Regions from separate parts of the Mus musculus genome. Here region 1 is linked to region 2. A link is a loop called in an ENCODE intact Hi-C map of the cell type or tissue named here. Cell type or tissue: left cerebral cortex. All regions are shown on one strand. Each heading gives the region's core, and the rest is flanking DNA. Links, peaks and the distances in the headings are about the cores only. Region 1 holds the start of Hnrnpk (heterogeneous nuclear ribonucleoprotein K). Region 2 holds the start of Idnk (idnK gluconokinase homolog (E. coli)).

Region 1 (2,839 bases), core at 340-2,839, 240 kb before region 2:
GAGGGAAAGGTAGGACAGGGTGCGCTCGCACACACGCCTCGCTAACTGGAGGTCACCCCTACAGGCTGACATCCGGACATCAGCCAGAGTCTGGGGACCGTGGAGCTCTGCTGTGAGGATGAGGAGCGAGGCGAGCACCCGCAGTGACCCTCCCTTCCCCTGGTGGGGCAGCCATGGCGGGGCAGTGTGCCTGCGAGCTTTCTCAGGGAGGGTCCCAGGGAGCGCTGCAGCACGGACGCGCGGGCATTCCCTACGCGGCGTTCCCGGGGGGTCTGCATCGCACCGGCCCAACACGGAAGTAAGCCCCGGGCTCCCTGGGAGCGGGCGCCGCTTCCAGCCCTCCCCCGCCCTCCCCGCCGGGGGAGCCGTTAGCACAGCGGGTTTCCCGGGCGCCGCGGAGGGGGCGCAGAGCCCGCAGCGCCGGGGAGGGAGGGGGCGAGCGAGACGCGACAACGGGTAGCTGCGGAACCCGGGCGGAGCACCGACCGACCTGGCCTTCCCGCCTCGCCTCGCCTCGCCTCGCACCGCAGCGTGATCCCAGGGCCGCGCGCCGCTCTCCCTCTCCCGTTCCCAGCTGGGTTCTCTTTTCCCTCTTTCACTTCTTCCCGCCCAATCGGGCGCTCACGGGGCGACCGTCCCTCCTCCAATCGCGCCAAACTCCCTCGGGGCTCGAAAATCCCCCCGCAGTCGCCCCTCCCGGCACACGTGAGCAGCGCCGCTGAAGTCTCGCGAGAGGTCTGTCACTACTCCCCTCCCCCTCACCACAGAGTGCGCGAACGAGAAAGGAGGAGGGCGCTACAGGCGACAGCGCTGCAGACGCCATTATCCTCTGCTTCTCCGCTGCACGGACGTCGCCGTCGTGCTCGTCTCCCACTCGATTGCGGCCTGTAGGTATCTGGGTGGGCTAGGGCTTCGGGGTAGCGAGTCCCCGGAGCGGGTTGGCGCCCCGGGATGGCGGCTTGGGCTATCCCCATGCCCGAGTTTTCTCAGGCCCGCGGCCTTCCAGCCCAAAGGGAGTCGCCGGCGGAAGGCGGGGTTCTCGGCGCCGTAATTGACGCGGCCACGGGCCAATCGCTTCGCGCTCGCACCACCGCCGAAGCCTGGGCAGCCAATGGGGCGCGACGCTGAAGTGGGAGGGGGTTTGTCCTCGTTCTCTGTCTAGCAGTGACCGACCGTCGGAGGCGGCGCGGCCGGGAGGCAACGGCGGACTCGCGCGGTGAGCGGGACGGGCGGGTCGCGCTGGCTGGAGCGGGGTCGGACGCCGTAGTCGGCTGTCCGGGGTGGCGTTCGGGGCGGCCGTGGCCCGCCGGGGAACGTTGCCCGGGTTCCCCTCCCCCCACCGCCGCCATTTCCCCGAGCGTGCCCCTGCGGTTGGCGTGCCGGCGCTAGGTGGCTTGAGGGACCCGGGAAGGAGAGGCCTGTGGGTTTGCGACGCGGGCGCCCCGTGTGGAGGGAGCGCCGGGCCGTCCGGTGGACTCGCGGGTGTGGTGTGTGTGTGTGCGCCCCGGCCGCCCTTTGTCCCTCCACGGCGTGGGCCTCCCTCCTCACCCCACCTCCGGGGTGGGGGGTGCTGCGCGGCGGGGCCGATGGGGCGGCCGCGGCGGCTTTGTCTCGGGTGGTGGGGGAGGTGCGGGGGACGGGCGCTCGCGAGCCCGCGTGCTGGGTGGGGGAGGGGGGTCTCGCGCGACTCCGCCTAGTCGCACGTAGTCGCCATTACGCGGGCCGCCATTTCCTGTCGGATCCGGGTGAGGAGAGGCTCGCCGCTCGGCGACGGTCGCTGGCCGCTGCTTCCAGGCCCGGCCCGTGGGCGGGAGGCGAGCGCGCGCGGTCGGTCTCGCTCGGCGGACCTGTTAACACCAGCGCGCTGTGGGAACAGCGGCCGCGGGACGAGAGGGCTGGCTGGGCCTGTTTGTGTGCGTAGACCCGGCTGATTTGCCTGAATCCATTTACCCCCGCGGCCGGGGGTTTAGCGGAGTGGCCGGCCGATCTCTGCATTTAAAGTGGTCCCCAGAGGGATCGTCATTTGCTGCCGGCGTTTTGGAATAGGAGAAGGCATGAGGGTGATGCCTCGACTTTAAGATCCTGTGTTGGTCCTTGGCTTTGGTAGGACTACGAGTTAACTGGACCAGTTGTGATGGTTTGGTTGCAGTCTTGGAGAGTTGGGTTAGAGGTAAAATTGTTGGGAAATAGCCTTTTTTACGTTGCCTAAAATAATGGTGTTGGTGATTAAAGATTCCGTGGCTTTGCTGAATAATGGTGGTCGTTTCCATCTGGTTCTTTAGATTTCTGTGTCTGAAAGTTCAATGTACCTTGTATTTGCCGCTAAGTTTTTTAAAGTTGGCAGATTTCATTGATTAGTGTTGTCAGTCACGACCAAAGGCGGGGAAAAAATTACTACTAGCCCTACTATAACACTAGTTTTGTGATAAGACGTGGTCTTTTCAAGAATTAGTCTCGTGAACAAAATTATATGTCGACTAGTTTTTCCGTTGTAATGAAATGAAGCAAGTTGCTGAGGACGGAATTACTGGTCCCCCACACCCCTTGCGGGGGGGGGGGGCGCAAGGCTCTGGTGGTGGAGGTGGTTAGGGTGTGCTTCATTGAGACAATCTAGTCTAAAAGAAGTCCATTATGCCTGTCTCTCCTCAATTATAGTTTTTAAAAACAGTTCACTTTTAGGAATATTTTAGTTTCCTCGAATCAGACCTTGTTTTTATATACTACTGTAGCACTAGGATGTCACTTGTGTGTGCTGGAAGCAGAATCCTTTTTTTTTTTTTTTTTTTTTGGAAGATTTTAAGCAAAAGAGTGTTTGCTTTCTGATAAGCCAATGTACTAG
Region 2 (2,904 bases), core at 90-2,589:
TAGAATTTCCATCCCAGCTTTAGGAACAAAAGGAAAGATAGACGTAGCGTCAGCATGATGGCCCCTGTGACAGCCACCAGGAGCTTCCTGGCAGGCAGGTGTAGACACCACTGGTCTGGGGCTGCCCCTCTCTCACTGATAGCTCTGATTTACCACTACCAGGAAGAAACCTGGATGACCATGTTGAGGTATCTGCACAAACATAGGCCAGAAGAAAGGGAGGAAGCCGTGGACAAGAACACAGTGGGCAAGGAGAGTTACCTTGGAGGCCAGCAGCGCACCCACAGTGGATCTGTGGAGAGAATACAGACATTGTTATTTCTGCCTAACACATATGAGTGCCAGCTGTTCTGAAAGAGTGCCTGAGAGATGCACAGCTGAGATTCAGGCTCCTTCATGGTCGCAAAGCAGACATGCCCTTAGCCATGGAGTCTAGAGACGGTCTTCACTGTCCTTAGGAATACTGGTGAAGGTGTATTAGCCAGAAAGCAATGTATCATATCTAACTAAAACTCTGAGCTAGGGGTGGTAGCACATACCTGAGATCCCAACACTTGGAGGCAAAGGCAGGAGGATCTCTCTAAGGAGATCTCTAGCCCACACAGGCTGTCTTATGTAGACACTGTCTTAAAAAATAATTCCACACACACACACACAAACACCAGGTAAAGGTTTTTTTCTCAATAATGTTTTGTAGCTCTGTGGTAGATATAAGAAGTGGAGGCAGGGAAATGGACAGTTGGTTCTAGACTATTGGATAGCACACGGAGATGCTAACTCAAAAACCCAAAACTAGCCAGGTATGGTGGTGCACGCCTTTAATCCCAGCACTAGAAATCAGAGGCAAGTGGATCTCTGAGTTCAAGGCCAACTTTGTCTACAATATGAGTCCAGGACAGCCAGGGTTCTGTTACTCAGAGAAACCCTGTCTTGAAAAACCAAACCAAACCAACCAACCAACCAACCAAAAATAATGAGAGAATGTTTTAGTCCCTACTGCATAAATGTTTATATTTTAAGAGAGAACACTGAATGAATGAAGAAAATTGTGCTTTTATCAAAGATTCAAGAGAGAGTTTTTTTTTCCTTTAAATACTACTGAGTTTATTTTTTTGTTGGCCAACTACTCCCCAGGATGGGACCTGCCCTGAAGTGTGGTTGATACATCCAATGAGAGGGGTTTAATAAAAAGTTTAAATGCCAGCACACTGTAAAGTTCGGAGGCCCGTAAAATCTCAAAGCACTGCTAGCTTACCAGATACACACAATGCTGGTAAGGTAGCACAGCAGTTAGACCACTGGCTGCTCTTCCGGGGCCTCTGGATTTGGTTCCCAGAATCCAGATGGCAGCTTGCAACCATCTGTATGGAACTCCCATTGCAGGTACTCTGGTGCCCTCTTCTGACCACCGTGTGCACTGCACCCTTGTGGTACTCAGACCAAAACCCCATAGACACAAGACACACCAACAGGAGCAGAGATGGATCCCGTGCCATCAACACCCTCCTCCATCTCTCCTGTAGAGTTCCCCTTAGTTTTTCACCCTGCAGTACCTGTCACTCAACTGAGTTCTCATTCAGCGCCTCTATCGACTCCCCAGCCCCTGAACTGTTTCCAAATCAGCCCAGTCCAGCCACTCCATCAGAAAACAAACACCGGTGATGCTCTCAGGCTTATCCCCCAGTCTCTACCACAAAGACAATCTGAGCTCGTACTATGGGCTTTGTGTGGTTCTGGACAGAAGTGAAAGGGTTTCTGGGTAGAGTCGTACAACAGCGGGGTTTTCGCCTCTGGGGTTTGTTTGTTCACTCTGTGGTGCTGGGAATGAACACACACACACACACACACACACACACACACACCCGGCACGACAATCAAACACTCCACCACCGAGTTACTCTGTTCCGTTTCACTTTCAGTTTAAAGAACCTTGCAGTTAGATGGCGTCTATCAAACCAAATGCCTACCGCTTGCTTGCTTACTTCTGAACCTTCCAACACTGGGCTGAGAAGAAAATGCACATTTTGCAGAGTTTTAGCAGCACTTTCATATTAACATTCCAGCCTGAGCAGGCACACGATCAAGCTTGTTTCTCACTTTTCAAAATCTATTTGGAAGAATCCAGACACTCACCTACTAGGGAGACCATGCACCCAGGCAAAGCTTTGTACAAAGACCCAGGGCGACGTTTGCCTCCTGGTTTGGGGTTCTCACCCTCCCACACTGTTCTGCGAGGTGCCACCAGGCCCAGGTTTGTAAGGCTGAGAAGGGTCGCTAGCCACGGTCCGCGGTGACCCTGGGGAGCAGCTGCCAGCGGGGCAGGACAGCAGGGGTCCTCAGCAGGGGCCGCAAAGGCATGGCTCCCAGGGCTCAGGGCCCACACAGCCTCCCAGCTCCCATCCGCCCGTCCCCCAGTCCCCCCAACGACCTACTTTCCGGAGCCGCTCACACCCATCACCAGCAGCACCCCGGGTGCCTCCATGACCGTGCTCCCAGGTCCTCAGCGCCCGCTTCCGGGGCAGGTTCCTCCCAGTTCCTGACGTCACGGGACACGCCCCCGCATCTCCAGCGCTGACCGCTGGGCGCTGCAGCCAGAGGACATCTGCAGGCATTTGCAGGTCATCATGTCCTGAAGCAAGGAAGCCACCGGGATGCAGGGACAGTGGTAGAAACAGACAGTTTACTCACAAAGACAGCAGTGAAAGGACACGGAGTGGGCCGGGAGATCTCTCTCTCTCTCTCTTCTCTTTCCTCTCCTCTCTCTTTCCTCTCTCTCTCTTTCCTCTCTTCTCTCTCCTCTCTTCTTTTTCTTCTTTCTCTCAACTCTCTCTTCTCTTTTCCTCCCTCTTTGCTCTTTCCTATCTCACTCTCAGCCCGCAGACCCCACCCCACTCTGGAAGCCAG

Evidence for each region. A loop is a pair of places that touch in the nucleus more often than their neighbours do. Peaks named below come from ENCODE experiments on the same cell type or tissue, not always from the same donor. Only the 100,000 strongest peaks of a DNase experiment are listed, where the experiment ranks them.
Region 1: it touches region 2 in a loop (3-fold over the local background); 1 of 42 quality-filtered maps calls a loop at or near these places.

The regions. Positions count from the first base shown.
Region 1 is chr13:58,400,441-58,403,279 of GRCm38, reverse strand. It overlaps Hnrnpk (heterogeneous nuclear ribonucleoprotein K), which reads left to right and starts at 768. Exons shown (of 16, transcript NM_025279.3): 1 at 768-887. Rmi1 (RecQ mediated genome instability 1) reads right to left here and starts at 683. Exons shown (of 3, transcript NM_028904.3): 1 at 491-683. In left cerebral cortex, for the core only: CTCF peaks have their summits at 808 and 1,443; DNase peaks (open chromatin) are centred at 739, 1,049 and 1,692; H3K4me3 peaks cover 2,482 bases; H3K27ac peaks cover 1,764 bases.
Region 2 is chr13:58,157,265-58,160,168 of GRCm38, reverse strand. It overlaps Idnk (idnK gluconokinase homolog (E. coli)), which reads right to left and starts at 2,520. Exons shown (of 5, transcript NM_198004.3): 1 at 2,433-2,520; 2 at 262-292; 3 at 1-17. The coding sequence starts at 2,482. In left cerebral cortex, for the core only: CTCF peaks have their summits at 1,400 (motif pointing left) and 2,589; DNase peaks (open chromatin) are centred at 1,412, 2,030 and 2,547; H3K4me3 peaks cover 1,210 bases; H3K27ac peaks cover 597 bases.